Regions from separate parts of the Mus musculus genome. Here regions 1, 2 and 3 are each linked to region 4. Evidence: chromatin loops called from intact Hi-C (ENCODE). Cell type or tissue: left cerebral cortex. All regions are shown on one strand.

Region 1 (5,000 bases), 59 kb before region 4:
ACAAGGCAGCTGCTACTCAAGGCACAAGCAGCCACTGATGAGGGAGCAGAAGTGGCTGTGTGTAAGGTAACCAGGAATCTGTCAGTCCTGCAACTGGCACGCACACTATCAGGTAGGAATTGGGATGCCAGGGCTGTTGAGAATTCCCCAGGGACTGTGCATGGTGGAACGCGGGCAAAGAGGCCACTGTGGTGGACTGGAGCCAGCCTGAGACTCAGCTTTCTTATCTCTTTCAACAGGAATGATGTCTGCTGCCTGGCTAACTCCCGATCCTACAATGTGAGTCCCTGCCTTTTTCAAACAATAAACTTGCTGGGCAGTGGTGGCACACGCCTTTAATCCTAGCACTTGGGAGGCAGAGGCAGGTGGATTTCTGAGTTTAAGGCCAGCCTGGTCTACAGAGTGAGTTCCAGAACAGCCAGGGCTACACAGAGAAATCCTATCTTGAAAAAAACAAAAACCGAAAAAAACTCAATAAACTTATAAACATATCTTGACATCAATAAAGTGTTCATAGAGCACTTTATTGTGTTCCTGGAGGAGCCTATGTGCCAAGCTGCAGGAATTCAGCTTCAAAGTTTCCCCCAAGACAGAGCTAAACTTCTTCCTTAACCAGATCTTCAAGACCTAGTAGTTACAAGGTTTGGCGGTACAAACTTGTAATGCCATCATCTGGGAGGCTGAGGTAGAAGGATTGTGTTATGAAGGTCAAGTCTGGGCTGCATAGTGAAAAATGTGTCTGGGGAAAAAATGTGGAGGGGGCACTCAGGAGAGTGATCCCACACTTGGGAGGCAGAGGAAGAAGGAGCTCAGAGAGCTCAGGGCCAGCCTGACTTGCCTGCTCAGTTTCAGGTCAGCCCGAGCCACAGAGGAAGACCATGTCTGGCATAAATAAATAACTACTAAATTAAACAAAAATATAAATATAAAATAACATTCCTACTGAGTTCCAGGCCAGCCTGGTCTACAAAGTGAGCTCCAGGACAATCAGGGCTACACAGAGAAACCCTGTCTCGAAACAACAACAACAAAGCCACTCCTAAAATCTCAGAATCTGGAGGTGGAGTTAGGCGGAGTTTGAAGCCATCATAGGTTATATGAGAACATATTTCAAAGATCCCAAAACACTGAGGACTGGAGAGATGGCTGAGGCATTAAGAGCACTTGCTGCTCTTGCAGAGGACCAGAGTGCTTTGCACCCAGGTCAGGTGACTCTGGATCTGATGACATCCTCTTCTGGACTCCACTGACACCTGCACACACTTGTACATATACATACTTCAGACCCAAACACATAACAGGTAAAAAGTGAAATAAATAGGGGTTGGAGAGATGGCTCAGCAGTGAAGAGCCCTGGCTGCTCTCCCTCAGGACCAGGTTTGATTCTCAGCACCAAAATGACAACTCACAACAGTCTATAATTCTGGTCCATGGGCATCGATGCCCTCTTCTGGCCTCTGTGGGCACCAAGCACGTGCATGGTGCACAGACATACTTGCAGGCAAAAAACACATACAATTAAAAATAAATAAATAAATAAAAATAATGAAATCCTGGGCTCTAATTCAGGCATAGAGACCTTGTTCCCATAGTATATGCAAGGCCCCAATTCAATCACTAAAACAGCAAGAAAAAAAATCTGAGCGTGGTGGTACACACTTTAATTCTAGATTAGCATGGAAGAGGCAGGAAGACTCTGGGAGTTTGAGGGTAGCCTGATTTACATTGCAAATTCCAATCAGGACTAAGTAGTGAGACTCTTTCTCAAAAATAAATAAAATAAGCCGGGTAGTGGTGGCACATGCCTTTAATCCCAGCACTCGGGAGGCAGAGGCAAGTGGATTTCTGAGTTCGAGGCCAGCCTGGTCTATAAAACGAGTTAAGGGGCTGGTGAGATGGCTCAGTGGGTAAGAGTACCCGACTGCTCTTCCAAAGGTCCAGTGTTCAAGTCCCAGCAACCACATAATGGCTCACAACCATCCGTTACAAGATCTGACACCCTCTTCTGGTGTGTCTGAAGTCAGCTACAGTGTACTTACATATAATAAATAAATAAATCTTTAAAAAAAATAAAATAAAATAAAACGAGTTAAAGGACAGCCAGCACTACACAGAGAAGCCCTGTCTCGAACACCCCCCACCCACCCAAAAAATAAATAAAAATAAATGAGTAAGCTCCTCTGTTAATCTAAAATACCGCCAGTCCCCTGCTCATTCCAGCCTCTTTATTCCACGTCTTCCTCAACCTATTTATCCCACCTCTTCTTTTCCTTTGTTTTTTCTGAGGGGCGCCTCTCACAGCACCAGGGCCCGCCCCTCGCCAGGAAGACCCGCCCCCGGGGCACGGCCACTCTGGTCTGAAGAACTGGTCCCGCCCATTCGCAGCCCGCTCCCACCAATCAGAACACGATCTGGGTCGCGCCCCGCCCACCGTCAGTCCGTAGTCCCGCGCCGCCTCCCACACGAACTTCTTGCTGACGCCGCCGGCGCCGATCACCAGCAGCTGCTTGCCGTCCATGAGGTGGCGCCCTGAGCGCCGCAGCATAGTCTCCACCAGCGGCGCTGCCGCTGCCTCCTCAGCTGAGCGTCTTAGGCGTGGCACGGCCCACAGCCCCTCGAGCGCGCCGCAGGCCTCTAGGCACAGGCCACTGTTCAGCTTAAGGACCACGGGCGTCAGCGTGCGTCCGATCACCGTGAGAACTAAGTCCACGCCTGGGCCGGGCGAGAATGCGCGGAATGAGCTTCCCACAACCCCGGTCCCCAAGCCGCCCAGGCCGAGCCGCGCCTCCCGTCCGTCCTCACCGAGGAAGTCGGTGTGCACTTGGCGTCCACCACGCTGCTCCACACTCAGTCCAGCCTCCAGGGCCAGCACAGCGGCCAACGCGCCTTCGGCTGCTTCTTTGATGCCCTGCTCCAGAAGCGCCACCTGCGCCTCCTCTTCCAGGCCACACTGAGCCAGCGCCACCCTCAGTGTCCTTGGCAGGGTATAGTGGTGCCGCACGGGTCGATCCCCACGGCCCACGCCACACACCACCTGACCACAGTGCAGTTCAGAAGGGGCTGGCCTGGGAGAAGCCCTCCAAAGCTCACCCTTCTAAGTACCCCTTAGACACCTGTGCATCTTCCCTACGCCAAGATCCAGGCCCCACCTTCCCTGCACTTCAAGAACCCTTTCTTCATCAAGACCTAAACTTTACAAATCTCTCTCAGCATCACTGGCCATCTGATGCCCAGATCCCTTGGGGTTACCCTGGCTTCCAGGCCCAGCTCGAAGAGTTGTGGCATGCTTGCTCCAACCTACTATAGCTATACTGGTTTTTCCTAGCCTTAGCATGTCTCTTGAAAAACCCTCATTATCTCCCCTAGAGCTCTGCTGAGTACCCAGGAGGTCCCCCAAGCCTTCCTGGGTTCCTCAGCTTGGCACCTTCTTATGGGACTGATCCTGAGTTAGTTTCTTCTGTAAGGAGAAGCATTCTGGAAAAGGAATCAGGCCCCCAGGACAAGGAACAAGGGTTAAGCACAAGAGCTCGGGCTCCTGATACACAAGGGTTAAGGAAGGTTGAAGAGGAAGAAAAAAACATATCAACCCTAGGAGTCCCCCTGGAAGCAACCAGAGCCCACACACACCAAATCATTTCCTCTCTACACCAGGCAGACCCTCAGTAGAGCAGTGGGGCTAGGCAGAGCTGGGGTGGACAGGACTGTGTCCTAGACCTGAGCCATTCTCACCTTACTCAGTAGGGGCCTATCACCCTGAATCCGACACACCACTGCACAGATACGCACAGCCAGCTCAGGGCCAGGTGCAGGACCGCCTGGAGGAATATGAGAAGTCTAAGCCCAGAAGCGGTCTAGAGGTCAGTCTCTGCTCCCAATTTCTGGCTGGCTCAGGCGAGAACCTGGTAAGGGCAGCCGGACAGGTGGGCACATGGCCTCCACAAGGACACTCTCCTCCTCCTCCAGCTTCTCCAGCAATCCCAGCACCGTGTTCACCACTGTGGATGGCTCTACCCGCAGGTGCAGAGGCAATGCCTGCTGTCCACGCCAGCGACAGCCACTGAGCCTCACAGCCACCTACAGCAGAAAAAGGGAAGGACCTTTCTCACCACCACTACCTCATGTGCCTGAAAGGTAGGATGCTCATGCCACAGGTGCCAGTAACTAAACTGAGGAAGGCACAGGGCACTGATATGGTGGAATGGGACAGTGGCTAAGAGTTTGGGATGATTTCCCAGCAGGACTTGGTAATGACAACCTGGGTTCCCTCCTGTGGGGGCCCACACAGACCTCAGTGCAGAGAGGGGCCTGTTGTTACCTGTGAAGCATCACCCAAGGCCTCGGAGTGCACAAAGGCCTCTACTTCCTCTTTCACCAGTGTTTCCTGGCCCTCCTTCCCACTGAGTTCCACCAGCCGGAGTCCAGGGCTGGCATCCCCTCCCCGAAGCAGCCCCGGAGGCCTATAAGTGAAAGCCAGGGTAGCTGGCACGGCCACACCACTCTGCTGGGACAGCAACCACCTCATCAGCAGCCGGTTCTCCAGCAGCTGGGACAGCTCCGATGAGGTTCCTGTGGGGCAAGTGAGATTCCGAGCCAGCTCTGCTGCCTCCTTGCCACGGCCAGATTCTGGCCCCAGGCCTGCCAGGAAGTAAGTAGCATGCCGAGGGGGAACAAAGTCATCCAGGAATGTCAGGCCCCCTGGATAGAAGCTCACAGCCTTAGAGACCAGCAGGACTGCCTCACCCTCTTGGCCTGGAGTTGCCACCTTCATCAGCCAAGCAGGGGACAGGCAAAGGAGCATGTTTCCTGTGGGCAAAGGGAGGAAGGTGACTGGCCAGGAAATGCTTAGTGGTGCCACCCTCCACCCCCAGCCCCGGCTTCTGTGTCCTGGGGGGCCAGTGACTCCCAGAACCCACCCCCTACTCAGCATGGCAGCTAGTCCTTTGGAATGCAGGCAGTTGCCAAGGTTGGTGGATATTTTGGGATGTGGCTGGGCTAGGGCA
Region 2 (5,000 bases), 130 kb before region 4:
GTATTACTGTCTTCATGTTTCATGAGAAAACGGAAACCTATTAGGGCAAGAAACTGGCGTGTGACTGTAATCCTTTAGCATTTCCGAGACAAGAGCATCAGGAATTCAAGGTCACCCTCCCCTACCCGGAGAGTTCGAGTTCTGACTGGGCTACTTGAGACCTTGTCTCAATCTCATCCCACCCGCCAAAAAGAGTCCAGGAGGAAACCATTAATGAGGTGTTGAGATTCCAGCCAAGGGTCTTGACCAGGGTCCTGACTTGACCTAACGCAATTCTTGATCTATGATGCTCTATCATTGTCTGTGGAGAGAGTAGGGGACTTAGGGTTCAGTGTCGAGCAGCGTCGTTGGCTGCCTTGGACCCACCTGCCTAGACCGAAGATTCAAACCAATCCAGAGAAGGAGCTTGGTAATGACTTTGGTGAGGGAACCGTTGCCATGGGAACAAATACAGGCCTGAGGCGCGCACATGCGCACAGCCGAAGGGGGGGGGACACGGAACCAGTGAAAGGTGACGTAAAACGCTCGGGGTAGGGCGGAGTGCTCACACTGTGGGAGCCGTGGCCTTGGGAGTTCTGAGCGGAGGGAAGTCGCGAAGCGGTGAGGACGAAGTGTGTTCGGCGGCCCGCCACACACCACCGGAGCAAACCGCGGGGACCAGACTGGCCCGCTGCCGAGGCCCCGCCTCTTGGACCTCGGGACTAATCGGATTGAAAGCGCGCCGGCCCCGGGCCCCGAACTCGCCAATTGAGGAGGACGACTGTCACCGCCCAATCCGGGGCAGACAGGTGCGAGGTCCGGAAGGTGGAGGCCAATCGGCAGCGGTTGCGCCCTGCGGGGGCAAGATTCAGCCAATGAGGAGGCTCGAGTGACAGCTGAGCGCGCCAATCGAGAGTGAGGACCGATCGTGCCCGCCCACCCTTCCGGCCGGAGCTCTATTTACCAGGGGCGTGCAGCTCGCTTGCCAATCAGAGTGCGGCTGAGCTGCCGGACAGCCAACCCCAGAGGAGCGGCCGGCTGGCGGCCGCCGCACTGAGGAGTTGGGATGTCCTACAAACCTATCGCGCCCGCCCCCAGCAGTACCCCGGGCTCCAGCACCCCCGGGCCAGGCACCCCGGTCCCTACAGGTGAGGCTCCAACTCCATCCTTGTTCGCCTTGTCCGGGCAGTCGAGGTCTTGGAGAGAAACCGCTCGAGTTTTGCAATCCGGGGCCTGCTAGACGAGCCTGGCTCAGCCTCAGTTTGCTGGCCTGAGAAGTGGGCGTGGTCACGTAGAGCTTGTAGGTGGAGCGCAGGGGGGAGGAGTGTGTCTCCGAAGTTGTTCAGAGTGGAATGAAGAAGCATGCCGTTGGAGGTTAGTCAAGGGAACAGTCCTGGGCTTGGAAATCTGTGACGAGGCCCTTGTCACACTCTGACCTCTTGCTGGTGTCGTTGCAGCCGGGAGTGTCCCATCGCCATCGGGCTCAGTGCCAGGAGCTGCCGCACCTTTCAGACCGCTGTTTAACGACTTTGGTCCGCCCTCCATGGGGTATGTACAGGTGAGTGTGGCCAAGAGCTTGCTTATGGCTGAGGACAGGAGATCCCCTCGGGGTCTGAGATCACGTCTGTATTTTCTTTTGACACAGGCGATGAAGCCACCTGGTTCCCAGGGCTCTCAGAGCACCTACACGGACCTGCTGTCTGTCATAGAGGAGATGGGCAAAGAGATCCGGCCCACCTATGCTGGTAGCAAGAGTGCCATGGAGCGCCTGAAGAGAGGTAAGTGAAGCCACAGGCCTGCCCTTGCTCTGCCCAGGACACAGACACTGAACTTTAAGACAGTTCAGTAAGGATGGAGGATATCTAGAGTCAGGACAGGACATTTGGGCCAGCCTCGATTGGAACAGAACGTGTACCTAAGGAGGGGTTTTAAATGAACTTTTCCATTTTCAAATGAGTCTGTTTCCAAGAAGGTGCCTGGGAACTCGGATTAGCCAACCCTTAATCCCATCCATCCTCATTAGATTAGAGGTGCTCTTGCTGAACCATGGAGCGGTGGGGGAGTGTCTGCTCTGAAGGGTGGCTGTGGACTGTTTCTGGGGCCCTGTTTATTACTTCCCCATCCTCACCGCACCCCAGGCATCATCCACGCTCGGGCACTAGTCAGAGAGTGCTTGGCAGAGACAGAACGCAATGCCCGCACGTAACAGGAAGCACCTTGACCTCCTCGCCGGGACCTTTCTGGCCACTGCAGAGCGCCTGCTTCTCCCTGGCCTTCGCGCCCCAAGTTGCTTCCTATCCTGGGCTTCCTGTCCTGTGTCCCTTAGTGGGCACCCTCCAGGAACCAGGTAGCAGATCTTCGTCCAGTTGGCTGTACAAACTGGTCTCCTCCCTCTGTGGGAGTGCTGGGAGGCCACTGGGAGTCCCTTCCATGACCTGCTCACAGTGCTGATCTGACGGGAGCTTGCTCCTCTCTGTGGCCCCACCACACAGCACTTACTCCTTAACTCTTAGCCCAGGCCACCTCCTGCCTCTTCAACAGGAGTGCAGAAGACCTTCCTGCCTCATCTCTGGGGCCACAGCCGACTCTTTTTTTGGTGTGTCTTTTACTAAATATGTCCTTTTTGTATAAATAAAAGATGCTTTGGAGTCATTCTCTCAGCCTTTCTGTGTGTGGTTCCTCTGGGGAAGCCTGAGTGGGCAGAGGGGAAGGGCAGAGCAGGAACTGGGAAGGGCGCTTGAACCGAGCTTTGCCTTCCCATCTTGTCCATTGCTACCTCCAGCTCTGCGCCTTGCAGCTGAAGGCCAGACAGAACACCAATGATGTCTGCATAAGGAGGTGCCACCAGGGGGCAGCGTAGGGCTTGGCTGCCTTCACAGCTGGAGGCACTATTGGACAGCCGGAGCCTAAAGGGCCCTTCCTGTAGATTGGCAGGCATGCCTGGCAGGGTGGAAATACCAGTTCACTTAAGCCTCTCCCGTGAACGTCCTAATGCCCCTACACCAGCTCCGCTTTAAAACCATCCTTGGAAGGCTCTAAATACACCGGGTCCCTGACTCCTAAGGGAGGCAGTTAGAGGCTCCTTCCCCCCCACCCCCAGCACCTTGGCTTGATGCTGCTATCCACTGTCCTGACAACTTCCACAAGGCTGGGTGTGGCTCCATGAGCCAGCCCCGGGTGTCTCGGCCTTTGTACAGAGTCGGAGCAGTTAGATGGGTGTCCAAATTTGAGAACCTAGCAAACATAGTAGGGAAGGACTTGGGCTTCATTAAGGGGATGGCCTCTACCTGGGCATGTAGCTAAGTAACCGTGAAATGCCAACCTAGGCAGAGGCAATTGAGAACTTCCAAATTCTGGCTAACTTTGGGGTACAACATTTCCTCTAACCTGGGCTCCCCCTAGGTCAAATCCCACCTCTTCAAAGCACACAGGAGGGCTGCCCTGACTGGGCCTGGGTGGGAAATGAAACCAAGAATTCTTGGGGTGTCCAGACAGCACAGAAATAAAGAACTGGAATTTGGGGCCCGGCCTCTTCCCCGTCTGTCTTGGAGAAGGAAAGCAGGGGCCAGCCTTGCTGCGCCGCGGGCGGGGCTGCCCCGACCCTGCCGGGGTGGGGAGGACCAGCCGGGCCCAGGAAAGGGGCGGGGCAGCTGCAGTGACGCGGCGGGGAGGGACAGCAGGGGCGCCGGCGGGCAGACCGGGAAAAAGGTCGGGGCTATGGGCCGGCTCCGCGCCTCCAGAGGGTCGGGCTCCATCTGGAAACCGAGGCCGGGACTGGGGGCACAACGGACTCCCACCTTGGGGTCGACCACCCCTGCCCCGGTTGGGTGAGGGGCGCCCACCAGAAGCTAGAGGTGAGCGGGGACGTCGGTGAGCGGGCGGGTCAAGAGCACGTCTGGCGACAGGGACAAGGAGCTGAGGGAAGTGAGGACAGAGGGCCTCTCGCCTGCCCGCTGGGTGCAAGGTGGGGGTGGAGGGGTGTCTGCAGCGGAACTGTGGCGCCATGCCGGGACGCAGGTGGGCAGAGTGGGCCTCCCAGGGCGGAGGCCAGAGGGATACCAGTGGACCGCTCCTACACCAGCCTGGAATGGGCAACCTCGTGGGAAGATGATGGGGTGGCTGTAAGGACGAATGGAAACTCAGCGAAAACCAAGGGTACATACAGTTCAGGAACCGGGTACCTTCTAGGGTGGTAAAAGCAGGTTTTGGGAGGGGGGGACGGACGGAGGTTTTGTTTTGTTTTTTTCTTCTGGCACCGTAAGGTAAGTTAGTATTAGCAGAGTTGCAGAGGCCCATTGGGGGTCGCTTCCTGAAAGATATCTTGGCGGACAAGGGTCTAGGTGAACGTCTAGGAGTGGAGTACACAGAACCCCACCGACTTCAGGGGATGAAATGGTGAAGGGGGCGGGTCCCTAAGGTTCTGGTCTTGGAAGCCAGGCGCGGCCCGGAGGGATGCTGTTTCGGGATGCGACCTCGGTGCAGACGCGAGGATGGCCTTGCGGCGTGTCGGCTCGCGTCCGCCGCTCTGGGGGGCCCGCGTCAGCGCGCGGTTGCCATGACGACAGGCAGGCGGGGGGCGGGGGCTGCGTGGAAAAGAGGTCAGCTCTGAGCCTTTCTACTGCTCTGGGCTCCGCGGTGCGGGAGGCAACACTGGGTTCGCCTCTGCCTCCCCCGCGGCGGGCCCGGCCATGGGGTTCCGCGGCCCGAGCCCCTCCGCAGGCGTGCAGGGCTCAGTACCGCGCACCACCGTCCTGCACTGACTGCCGCGCGGTACCCTGCGCTAGGAGGAGCAGAGGCCGCACGCGGTCAGCGGAGCGTCTTCAGGATGCTTATCAAGGAGTACCACATCCTGCTGCCCATGAGCCTGGACGAGTATCAAGTGGCCCAGCTCTACATGATCCAGGTGAGAATGGCGGGGAGGTCTGTAAAGGAGCCATGCTTCATGGTAGAGTGAAGAAGAAATTCACAGGCCTCAGGGGGATAGTCCCGCTGGATTCCCCCACAACCAGTTCCGTTAGTGG
Region 3 (5,000 bases), 100 kb before region 4:
GAACATTTGCCTAGCATTTGAGAGGTCCTGGGTTCTTTCTCTAGCATACACACACACACAAATTAAGCTAATTTAATACACTACATAATCCTATCAGTATTCTCAGTGAAATATCAGTCACGAAAAAAATAGCGTATGGCCTGGAGTGATGACTCAGCAGTTAAGAGCACTGTACTTCTTTAGAGAATGTAAGTTCCATTCTCCACACCCACATAGCAATTCATAACCTTCTGTGAGTCCAGTTCCAGAAGACAATACGTGTTCTTGTGGCCTCTGTGGGCACCAGGCATATCTGTAATGCACAAACATACATGCAGGCAAACATGCACATTGAAAAATAATACTGTATGATCACACTTACTGAAGTGTCTACATAGACAGCTCAGAGACAGAAAGTAGAACGGTGCAGTGGGAATGGGGAAGTTGTTTTTTAAGGAAGGACTGAGTTTCTATTTTACAACATTACAAAGCTCTACAGACTGACTGGCCACACAATACTATGAATTCATAACTGAACTGTGCAGTTTGAAACTGTGAGGAAGGCCAGGTAATGTTATCTGTATTCTACTTCAAGAACAAATTTTGTTTCATACAGGCAAAAAAAAAAAAAATGCAAGATGAGAAAGACAGACTAAAGAGCAAGTAGGATTTCTCCCAACAATGTAAGACTGGAATACTTGAGATCGACTTATTCCTCAATGAGACAACTCAATGGGGAAAGTCCTTGAGACAGGGTTGAAGGATGGCTCCATGGTATAGAGTGTTGCTGTTCCAGACAACTGGGGTTTGGTCCCCAGCCCCCACTTGGCCACTCACAATTATCTGTAACTCCAGTTCCAGGGGATCTTCTGACCTCTACAGGACCCAGGCACTGGCATGCATGCAGGCAAAACACTCATACACATAAATATTAAAGAGAAGGGCAGAGGGAACAGAAAAGGGAGGGCTTGATAAAGGCATTTGCCTCAAACAGACCATCTGAGTTAGACGCCTGAGTCCACATGGTGGACAAAAAGTGCCTACTCCCATTAAGTTCTCTGACCTGAGCCGGGCGTGGTGGCGCATGCCTTTAATCCCAGCACTCGGGAGGCAGAAGCAGGTGGATTTTTGAGTTCAAGGCCAGCCTGGTCTACAGAGTGAGTTCCTGGACAGCCAGGGCTACACAGAGAAACCCTGTCTCAACCCCCCCCCCCAAAAAAAGTTCTCTGACCTACAGATGCGCCATGCATCTGCATGCTCACACAGACTCCTGTGCACACACAAAAAGAAAATAATTAAATACATATGGAAAGGCAGGAGGGAGGAGAAAAAAGGAAAAGGAGGGAAGGGTGTGACAGAGGAAGAAAGGAAGGAAGAAAAAGGGGAAGCAAGAAGGAAGAAAGAAACCATGTATAGTGGTAAGCCTGTAATCCCATTATTAGGCCAAGGCAGGAGACCTCTAGCTTGTCCATATAGTGATTTCCATCCTGGTAAGAGCCACAAAGGAAGATGTCAGTGTCAGAAAGACCTCACCAGCCAGCAAAGGAGACAAGGACAGAGAGAAGCATCTGCTTGTGTCCATCAGAACCACCGGGTCTGAGAGAAAGCCAGAAGCCTCAGGGTAGGTGTCACCTCACCACAATTCAGGAAATCGCCAAGGTACACTCCCTACAACCTGGACATCCACCTGCTGGAAAAGGAGGCCTCCCACCATTCACAGGAGACAACAGTGATGTGTGCATGAGGCCAACCTCAGCCTGACTGCTGCGGAGCTGAGTGTTGGAAGCCCAAATGGTACCACGCCTACAGCTCATAGAAACAGCAAACAAGATGCATGTGGAAACCATTAGCACTGAGTGGAAAAATGGAAAAATGTAAACAACAGAATGCACTTGATACAGGAGCCCATGTTTGTACACTGCAAACACATCCATACAGAAGACAATGCCACGTAAGAGCCAGGCTGGGTTGAAACTCAGTGAGGCCAGGTCTTGGGAGAAGAAGGGGAGGGGAGGAAGATGGGGATGGAGGGAATGGGGGGGGGGGAATGAATGACCACAACTAGAGAGGAGCCTCTTTAACCATAAAATGAGAAGTTGGGTTGACTCAGTTCTTTATGGGAGATCATAAAATGTGAGGGCGGTTGGACGTGGAGGAGGGCAAACACTTTGTAAGCTAGAAAGATATGGGTTCAAATTTCAGACGTAGCACTTTGACAAACTGCCACCGATATTTACTATTATTTATACATCTATTCAGTTCCAAACACTCCTGAGCACTGAAGAGAAAGCAGTACTATAAAAGCTAAGGCAAAAAGATCAGGAATTCAAGGCCAGAGTGAGCTAAATAGGGAGCTCCTCTTCCAAGAAAACCAAAAAAAAAAAAGAAAAAAAGATAGAAGGGAATGCAGACTCAGTGCTAGAAAGATTGTTTTTTAATCACTTTAGCTGCCCCATGTATTCTGAATTGGAGAAAACAATATAAGCTCTGAGCCTCAGTGTCCACATCTGAAAAATGACAAGGACACCCCTCCATTGGAAGCTGTGGTGAGTAGGATGGAGGAACAGGTCCAAGAGTTTCTATGGCACTGGAGTGCGGACTGGAATCCAGGCTACCTCATGAGGTTTGAGCTGCTGGGCAGAGAAAGCAACCACACACACACCTCACACCCCTGGGCAGAGAAAGCAACCACACACACACACACACACACACACACACACACCACGCAACCACACACACACCTCACACCCCTGGGCAGAGAAAGCAACCACACACACACACACACACACACACCACACACACCCCGTCACACACACACACACACACACACACACACACACACCACACACACCCCGTCACACACACACACACACACACCACACACACCCCGTCCCTCCGTCCCCCCTCCTCCCCTCCCCCCTCCCTTACAAGCACAAGCTTAGATCGGTCCTGGTCACAGCCGGGGCTGTCGCTCACCAAGGGAACCTCTGGGGGGCGCCGCGAGTCCCGCTACCCGCGAGACTCTGACGCGATCCCGAAGCAACTCTGCATTCTGCTGCTCAGGCCTGCAGAGGAGGAGCGGGCAAGGGCGGGGCGGTTGTAGAGGGCAGATCTTCGCTCCCAGGGAGACGGGGCGGGCCCTGTGAGGGCGGGCCCTGTTTGGTGGGCGGGGCCGTGGCGGGCTCAAATGGCGGCGGCGCTGGGCGCCTAGGCCGGCGGGGGCCATGAGCGCCGCCCGGCCCCCAGTTTAGCATCGATGATGCCTTCGAGCTGACCCTGGAGGACGCGGGGCCTGAGCCCGAGTCCAGCGGGGTCGCCCGCTTCGGGCCGCTGCACTTCGAACGCCGGGCTCGGTTCGAGGTGGCTGATGAAGACAAGCAGTCCCGGCTACGCTACCAGGTGAACGGCCCTGCTCGTCTCACCCTCTTGTCCAGGATAGGGCGGAACCCCAGGCCGGGCCCCGGAGAATTCTAACTCCGGAGCCTCTGCCTAGAGACCCCAGCGGAGCGGAAAATTGTCCCCTAGACGTGTCTGCTCATCCAGATTTATGTCCTTGCCCTCTGAGCTCTGAGTTCGGTTCCAGTGCAGCTGTGGAGAGCCGGAAACTCGGACTAGGAACCCAGGCCTTAGCAACAGTGTAGAACCCACCTGTCTTGAAGACTGACACCCCAATATCACTCCGAGGAGTTTGGGGAGTACTTCCAATCTGAACCAGACCTTGTCGATATTTACAGCATCCCTTGAGCCCCAGATCACGTGACCTATGGAGCCTCCGCATCCCCTCTGCTTTGAGAATCACCCTAAAAGTGGAGGTCCCCACACATGATGTGTTTGCCCATCTCTTCATACTAAACCACACCATAAATCATTGTCTCAGGTAGCTTCCCCCAACCCTATCGTTCTTTAGGACGTAAGACCCAGAGGCCTGTGCTATGCTATACCAAATCCAAAGTCTCTATGTTGGGTCCCTGAAAAATCCTGAGAGCCTCATTTGAGTGGTCACCTGCTCCTGGGATCCATGCTGGCAGCCCACCCCTGCTGGATTCTGTGCTGAAGCCCCCAACAGCCACCTACTTCCTACCCAGGTTTTGGTTTCTGAATCATCAAACCGGTTCCGCTGGGAGGGCAGGGAGAGGCAGGAGAGCAGCTGCCAGATGTGCCAGGCAGAAGCTGTCAGGCTGCCTTTCTCCTCCCCCCAGAGGGCAGTGGAAAGGCCCATTCCTGAAGCTTATCTGAACCTTATGTCCTGTAACAGAACCTGGAAAATGATGAGGACGGAGCCCAGGCCTCTCCGGAGCCGGATGGGGGAGTCAGCACCAGGTCAGGGCCAGGTGGGGACCCACCCTTCTTATCCCAGGCCCCGTGTCTCAGGCTCCTGTCTGCAAGGACCTGCCCAGTCCCAACCAGATGCACTTACCTGTCTTACAGGGATTCCTAGCCCTGCTTCTCTCATGGGATCTGCTGTCCAGCTGGGTCACCTTACCCCAGTGCCCCGGTCCTCCACCTTATCAATGCCAGGCTTTCTGTCTTCTAGGAATCCTCAGTTTAATCCAGTCCCCACCCTCTTTCATTCCTCTTAACACACACTCTATTCTGTAATTCCTTTTCACCCCCTACCCTTGACCTCCTTCTGGACCCTCTATCCTGCAGGGGTTAACCTCAGTCCCTAGATACACCTTGAGTTTATCTCTCAGCTTCTGTCCCTCTCTTTATCTTCCCTGCCCCCTCACCATCCTTCTGTCCTTCAGGGATTCTGGGCACATGTCTGTCCGCAGCTCGCAGTGGTCCTTCAGCACCATCAGCAGCAGCACACAGCGCTCCTACAACGCCTGCTGCAGGTGAGAGCCTCCTCACTTGGGGTTCAGCTTCCAAGTACCTTCTGCTTCTGCCTGCCAGCCAGCCCCAGCTCCCTGCCTGCTTCACCTCCTTGACCTCCGTCTTGCTCTCCTGCCACCCAGCTGGACCCAACATCCTTTGATCCAGAAAAACCGCCGGGTAGTGCTGGCCTCCTTCCTGCTTCT
Region 4 (5,000 bases):
CACCAGCCCAGGGTCCAACCTGAAGGTGTTTCACTGATGTATTCTGTAAGTGTGGGACAAAACAATCTAGGAAAGGGAGAAGGATGACCACTCATGAACGTTAGGATATGATGCGGCAGACTTACTTAAATGTACAAAGACCTAGGCAATGGGCCAGTGAGATGGCTCAGTGGGTACAGGTGGTTGCTGCCAAACCAAATATGAGTTACTTACATGGTAGGAGGAGAGAACCAATAAATATTAGGAAAGGTAGGGAGTCAAGCAGGCAGACCCATCAAATGAAAGTGTAAGACAGAAGGCAGTAGGGAGGAAGCAGTGTGTCTCCCTATTGATGTGTGTGAGTATCTGCTCATGGCAAGTGCTCAGCACATCTTTTGCATAAAGGCACAGGGTGAGATTCAGTACTGTTCTCAGAGGACAGGAAGGTTTTAGATAGGCAGAGATGGGTCAGGGCACAGGTGAATCTCCTTTTCAGTCAGACGGTATTTGGGGGGCAGGCTCCAGGATTGCTCAGCCACACATCCAGATAATGTTTTAGCATAATGCCTGACACAGTGAAATCCTTGGTAGTTTGATTTAAAGTGATGCAAAGACTGTCCAAGGGGGCTGGTGAGATGACTCAGCGGTTAAGAGCGTCAACTGCTCTTCCAAAGGTTCTGAGTTCAAATCCCAGCAACCACATGGTGGCTCACAACCATCCGTAACGAAATCTGATGCCGTCTTCTGGAGTGTCTGAAGACAGCTACAGTGTACTTACATATAATAAAGAAATAAATATTAAAAAAAAAGACTGTCCAAAAGGAGAGTTTTGAGAGGTTTAGAAGCTGAGAGCAGCTGACCCGGAATCTCAAGCTCTGGAGAACTGAGAGGAGAAAACAGGAAACACACAAGCTTGGGCAGTTAGGAACCACAGGCAACTGCTTTGTGTTTGGGTATAGGGAGCTATGTAGACCAGGCTCACTTAAAACCCACAGTGATCCTCCTGCTTCAGTGTCCTATGTGCCGGTATTATGTGTACGTCACCATGCACACCCCACAGGAGCCTGTGACATAGCAGGTGAGAGGCAGACACCACATGGTGAGTCCAAGAAAGACACGGTGTGAGGCGAGAAGTGAAGATGTGTCCTGTGTGCTGTGGCAAAGGCGGGGTCAAGGGAGGCTTAGCATTTGTCTGTTTTAAACAGAAGGGATCTAAGCGTGTTATTGCCAAGTGTGGAGGTGGAAGCCGAAGAGTGGAGGGTTTGGGGTACTGAAGAGATAAAGAGAGAATCCAAAAGCTGGCTGGGCAGACACAGGGAAGGCCAGGTGGTTGCTGACACATCTTCCGTATGGATCCCATTGGTGGCATTTCTTAGCAACCCAGGACAGACATTCCCACCAGATGCTCTGTAGGACACACAGACATTCCCACCAGATGCGCTGTAGGACAAAGTGCTGACACTCCAGTCACCGTGGTGGGGAATAACTAGTGGGTATGTCAAAAACCCAAGCGGTGCTGCACTTCTGTAAGCCCAATACTTGGGAGATGAAGGCAAGAAGATCAGGAGTTCAAGGCCAGCCTTGGTTTACATAGTAAGTTCTAAGTCTTGAGATAGTCAAGAGACTGTCTCAAAAACACAAATCAGAAATGAAAAAGAAAAAGGCTAGAGCCCTGAAGTGCTCTCTGAGCCCGTTCTCACCTGTGGCTGCCCTGTAAGGCCCCGCCCTCACTTTCTGTGAATTCGGTGCTCCACACATGAAGCAGCTCTTCAATCCATTTCCTGCCATTGTTCCTCCTAGTGTCTACTCTGCTTGTAGTGTGTGGCACAATGGCTCCCAACTGCTCAACAATCGCTTTCTATGACCTAGGGTCCCCCACCTCTTGACTTTGCTTGTCTTGCTGATCCTCAGTATTGGAGAATGCCCTCTCGTCACTCAGCCTCAGCCACTTGCCTAGGTCTCCAGAAGTCCTGTGTCCTTAGGGAGAAAGGAGAGAGAATAGAGATGAGAGGGGCTGACTTCCCCCTTGTCCTCCCCAGAGAGCTCAGTGTATTAGAAACCTGCACCTAGGAGAGAAGGCAGCTCCCTGGAGGTGAGATCCAGTTCTGAGGAGGCTCTAAATCGAGGCAAATCACCATACCTCACCAGAGAATGAGGAAGCAGCGGGGACTCAGGGACCCTCTCAGCAGCAAGGGAACTCACTCAAACACTCATCTTACACAAGCACATTCACCAGTCACCACGGCCACAGCCGGCAAAATGGGGAGGCACAGGGCGGGTCTTTGCTTCCCTTAGCCTAGAGCACACAGGCTAGCGATTCAGGGGAGACGGCACAGTCTGATGGCAGTCCCTCTGAGTCCTCCCTTCTAGGGAGCCTTAATTGTCCCTGCCTTTGTCCTCTCCATTCCTGAGCTCCCTGACTCAGGCTGGTACCCAAATTTCCTAGAGGGAAAAACACTTGCCAGCAGACTAGTACCAATGACACAGAGGAGGTGACTGTGACAGAGCTGTGGATCTGACCCTTCAGGGTCCCTAGCCTGGCCAGTTCAGAGAGAACTTGGAGGTACCTCCCCAACTTGCCTCCAGGATATGGCTCTATGGACTAACTAGGACCTCTTTCCTGCTGGATAAAGTCTGACACCTGGTGGCCAGAGTGAGGAATGACCAGCAGGGCACTTTGCAAATCTCCAGAACTTCTGAACTGTTGGTCCCAGTGAAAGGGGAGCTGACTAGCGGAGCTGGTGGGGAAAGTTCCTAGGCAAGGCAGAATAGACACTAGGGACCCAGAGAAACCTTCCTATTTTTTCACCCTTTAAATCCAGGAAACTCAGAACCTACTAGGCTAAGGTGCTGGGTCTGAGAGGGAAGAGAGGGGCTAGGAGGAGACCCTGAAGGAATATGGCAAAAATGAAGGCTGGGGAAAAGATGAAGGCTGGATGGGCAAGATGTTTTGGGGTGTCCACCTGGGTGCACAAAATCCCCTAAACTGGACTGAATTTCAGCTCAGAATGAGTAGCAGGGCCTGAGTGGGGGAGTTGCTAAGGAGAGAGAAAGAAATGGGAGAGACCTCACATCCCATTGAACTCATGCAGCTGCTGCCCTCCCTCACTTTTACCTGCCCCATCTTTTCAGCTCTAACTGGCTCTGTCCATATGACCCATCTCAAACTGAAGGCGAGGGACTTTCAGGATGTATATTTGTGAAGAGTGCTGACCCCACCCAGAACTGTCACACTGAGTAAAGCTAAGATGAACCTGCTCCCACAGGAGCCGCGCGCAGTGAGTCTCAGCCCCAGGGAGTCCCAGGTCTAGGTTTCTGTTCAGGTTGTTTGTTCTCCTGGTCTTCACAGGACTTTGACCTTGAACCTAATAAGGCTTAGGGTATTTGCAAAGTATAAGTTAACTCCATCCACTTCTATCACCAGCTTCTGGAATCAGTGCTGACCAAAGACACTTCGTATACAAGACAGAATTGAGCCACTAACTTAGACCACCAGTTTGGTCTCCACTCTGAGAACTCTGCATCAAGCAAAGTGTTCTAGGCAGGAAGGAAAATGATGAGGTTAGAGAAGAAAGTAGGAAAACACCCAAAGATAGGAGACCAAGTCAGTGCCCTAACCACCTTAGAGACACGTCGGATACTGAGCAGCCAGGATGATCCATCTTATTGCTCACCTGGAGAGGACAGCATGCTTCCTAGGGAGAGCTCCACCCCCACACACCTCCCCCACCAGAAGGCTAGTGCTAGGGTCCCTGCACTGAAGCAGAGCACTCCAGATCCCTTAGGGGCTGAGGGAACCTAAAGCCCCTGGGAGGTATCTTTCCAGTCAGTGTTGGAGAAGCTACCTGGACCTGAGCCAGGCAGATCTGGGGTGGGGGCTGAAGGGAGGGCAGGTAGGGATGGCTCAGCCAAGATCCACAGAGCAGGTCAGGGTGTCAGGAGCTGCCAAAGGAGACAAGCGACTAGGCGCAGGCAGTGGAGGGAGCTGCTGTGGCCGCCCAGCGGCACACCCCATTTCACGCTCCCTGGGCGGTGGCAGGCCCCACGGCTATCAGCTTTCAGGGGTGGGAGGGACCAGGAATGAGGAGGGGTCTGCCCCACCCAGGCTTCCCTGCTCCCTCAGGGCTTTGTGGACTCAGGAAGTGGGTGCCACATACCTTTGGGAACAGCCCCAGAATATCTGAGGCCTTCTTAGGGAGGAGTGGTGGTCAGTCCCACGGAGCCTAGGAGCTACCCACTATAGAGCCTCACTAGACCTAATGCCTGTGCCTTTCCCTGCCTAGTAGAGAATTCTCCCTGTCCCCCTTCCCAACTCTGTAGGGTCTCTTCTCCCAGATGTCCAGGAGACAGATGGAGGGATCAGACCTGAGCCACCCCAAACAATGGGTCCCAGAAAGGCCTTCCAGGTCTTTGCAGTGTGCCTGCAGCTCCTTCTTCTTCAAGAAGCTAATGGGGGAAGGCTAGCAAGAGGAGGTCCCTGGAGACACAACCTTCTGCCCACCACTGGTGGGTTTCTCTTTGGAGGGGTCCTCTTCTCTGCCTCCACACACACGGGAGGCCAGCCGAGTGCTTCCTAAGCCAGATCACAGAGCTTCCAAAAAGGAGGGCAAAGGCCTCCAACCAGCCATCCTTGCACCCCTGGAAGGAAGAACCGGATGGGCTCTCCAGAGGGTGATTAGTGCTGGGTCAGTCCAAGTGCTGGTTCCCAGACTCCCACGGGCCAGCATTTTCACCCGCTGCCAGGAAGTTGGTGAGGGGGAGGTGGTAGTAGGGGTGAGTCAGTGATGACAGGAGCCCCAAAACAAAGGTCATGGGTAGAGAATTGAGAGACGCTGTTTACAGCAATTACCTCCTGAGGTCTTCTCCCAATGCCTACCATTCTCCTCCAGCTCTAAGGCATTCGTGCTCCTGCTCTCCTGTCCAGGACTAACGACTGTGTATGTCCCTCTCTCTACCGCGCAAGCCTGGGAGCTTCTGCCGCACACGGGAAGCTAGTTAGTTACACAGTAGCTGTTACTAAG

Evidence for each region. Hi-C counts contacts between places; a loop is a spot of excess contacts. Peaks named below come from ENCODE experiments on the same cell type or tissue, not always from the same donor. Only the 100,000 strongest peaks of a DNase experiment are listed, where the experiment ranks them.
Region 1: it touches region 4 in a loop (7-fold over the local background); 9 of 42 quality-filtered maps call a loop at or near these places.
Region 2: a loop joins it to region 4, with 2.3 times the contacts of the local background. A loop is called at or near these places in 12 of 42 quality-filtered maps.
Region 3: a loop joins it to region 4, with 2.1 times the contacts of the local background. A loop is called at or near these places in 7 of 42 quality-filtered maps.

The regions. Positions count from the first base shown.
Region 1 is chr19:4,167,097-4,172,096 of GRCm38, forward strand. Carns1 (carnosine synthase 1) reads right to left here. Exons shown (of 10, transcript NM_134148.2): 5 at 4,316-4,803; 6 at 3,900-4,074; 7 at 3,730-3,815; 8 at 2,803-3,034; 9 at 2,432-2,712. It overlaps Gm17552 (a long non-coding RNA gene), which reads left to right and starts at 4,047. Exons shown (of 4, transcript XR_003952883.1): 1 at 4,047-4,131; 2 at 4,376-4,645. In left cerebral cortex, a CTCF peak has its summit at 2,535 (motif pointing right); a DNase peak (open chromatin) is centred at 2,441; H3K4me3 peaks cover 1,021 bases; H3K27ac peaks cover 1,163 bases.
Region 2 is chr19:4,096,381-4,101,380 of GRCm38, forward strand. Cdk2ap2 (CDK2-associated protein 2) reads left to right here and starts at 971. Exons shown (of 4, transcript NM_026373.4): 1 at 971-1,127; 2 at 1,437-1,537; 3 at 1,625-1,757; 4 at 2,118-2,637. The coding sequence starts at 1,046. The coding sequence ends at 2,185. It overlaps Pitpnm1 (phosphatidylinositol transfer protein, membrane-associated 1), which reads left to right and starts at 4,242. Exons shown (of 23, transcript NM_008851.4): 1 at 4,242-4,882. The coding sequence starts at 4,805. In left cerebral cortex, CTCF peaks have their summits at 949, 1,150 and 2,830 (motif pointing right); DNase peaks (open chromatin) are centred at 500, 832, 1,237, 2,828 and 3 more places; H3K4me3 peaks cover 3,559 bases; H3K27ac peaks cover 3,663 bases.
Region 3 is chr19:4,122,823-4,127,822 of GRCm38, forward strand. It overlaps Tmem134 (transmembrane protein 134), which reads left to right and starts at 3,138. Exons shown (of 8, transcript NM_001078649.1): 1 at 3,138-3,218; 2 at 3,220-3,378; 3 at 4,235-4,299; 4 at 4,728-4,817; 5 at 4,938-5,000. The coding sequence starts at 3,204. It also overlaps a transcript of Aip not described here. In left cerebral cortex, a CTCF peak has its summit at 2,986 (motif pointing right); DNase peaks (open chromatin) are centred at 2,603, 3,041, 3,689 and 4,072; H3K4me3 peaks cover 2,040 bases; H3K27ac peaks cover 1,524 bases.
Region 4 is chr19:4,225,890-4,230,889 of GRCm38, forward strand. All of the region lies in intron 1 of Gm45928 (predicted gene, 45928), which reads left to right. All of the region lies in intron 2 of LOC102631992 (a long non-coding RNA gene), which reads right to left. Among named protein-coding and RNA genes, the nearest start is that of Pold4, 3.5 kb to the right of the region's middle. In left cerebral cortex, a CTCF peak has its summit at 2,627 (motif pointing left); DNase peaks (open chromatin) are centred at 2,627 and 4,779; H3K27ac peaks cover 631 bases.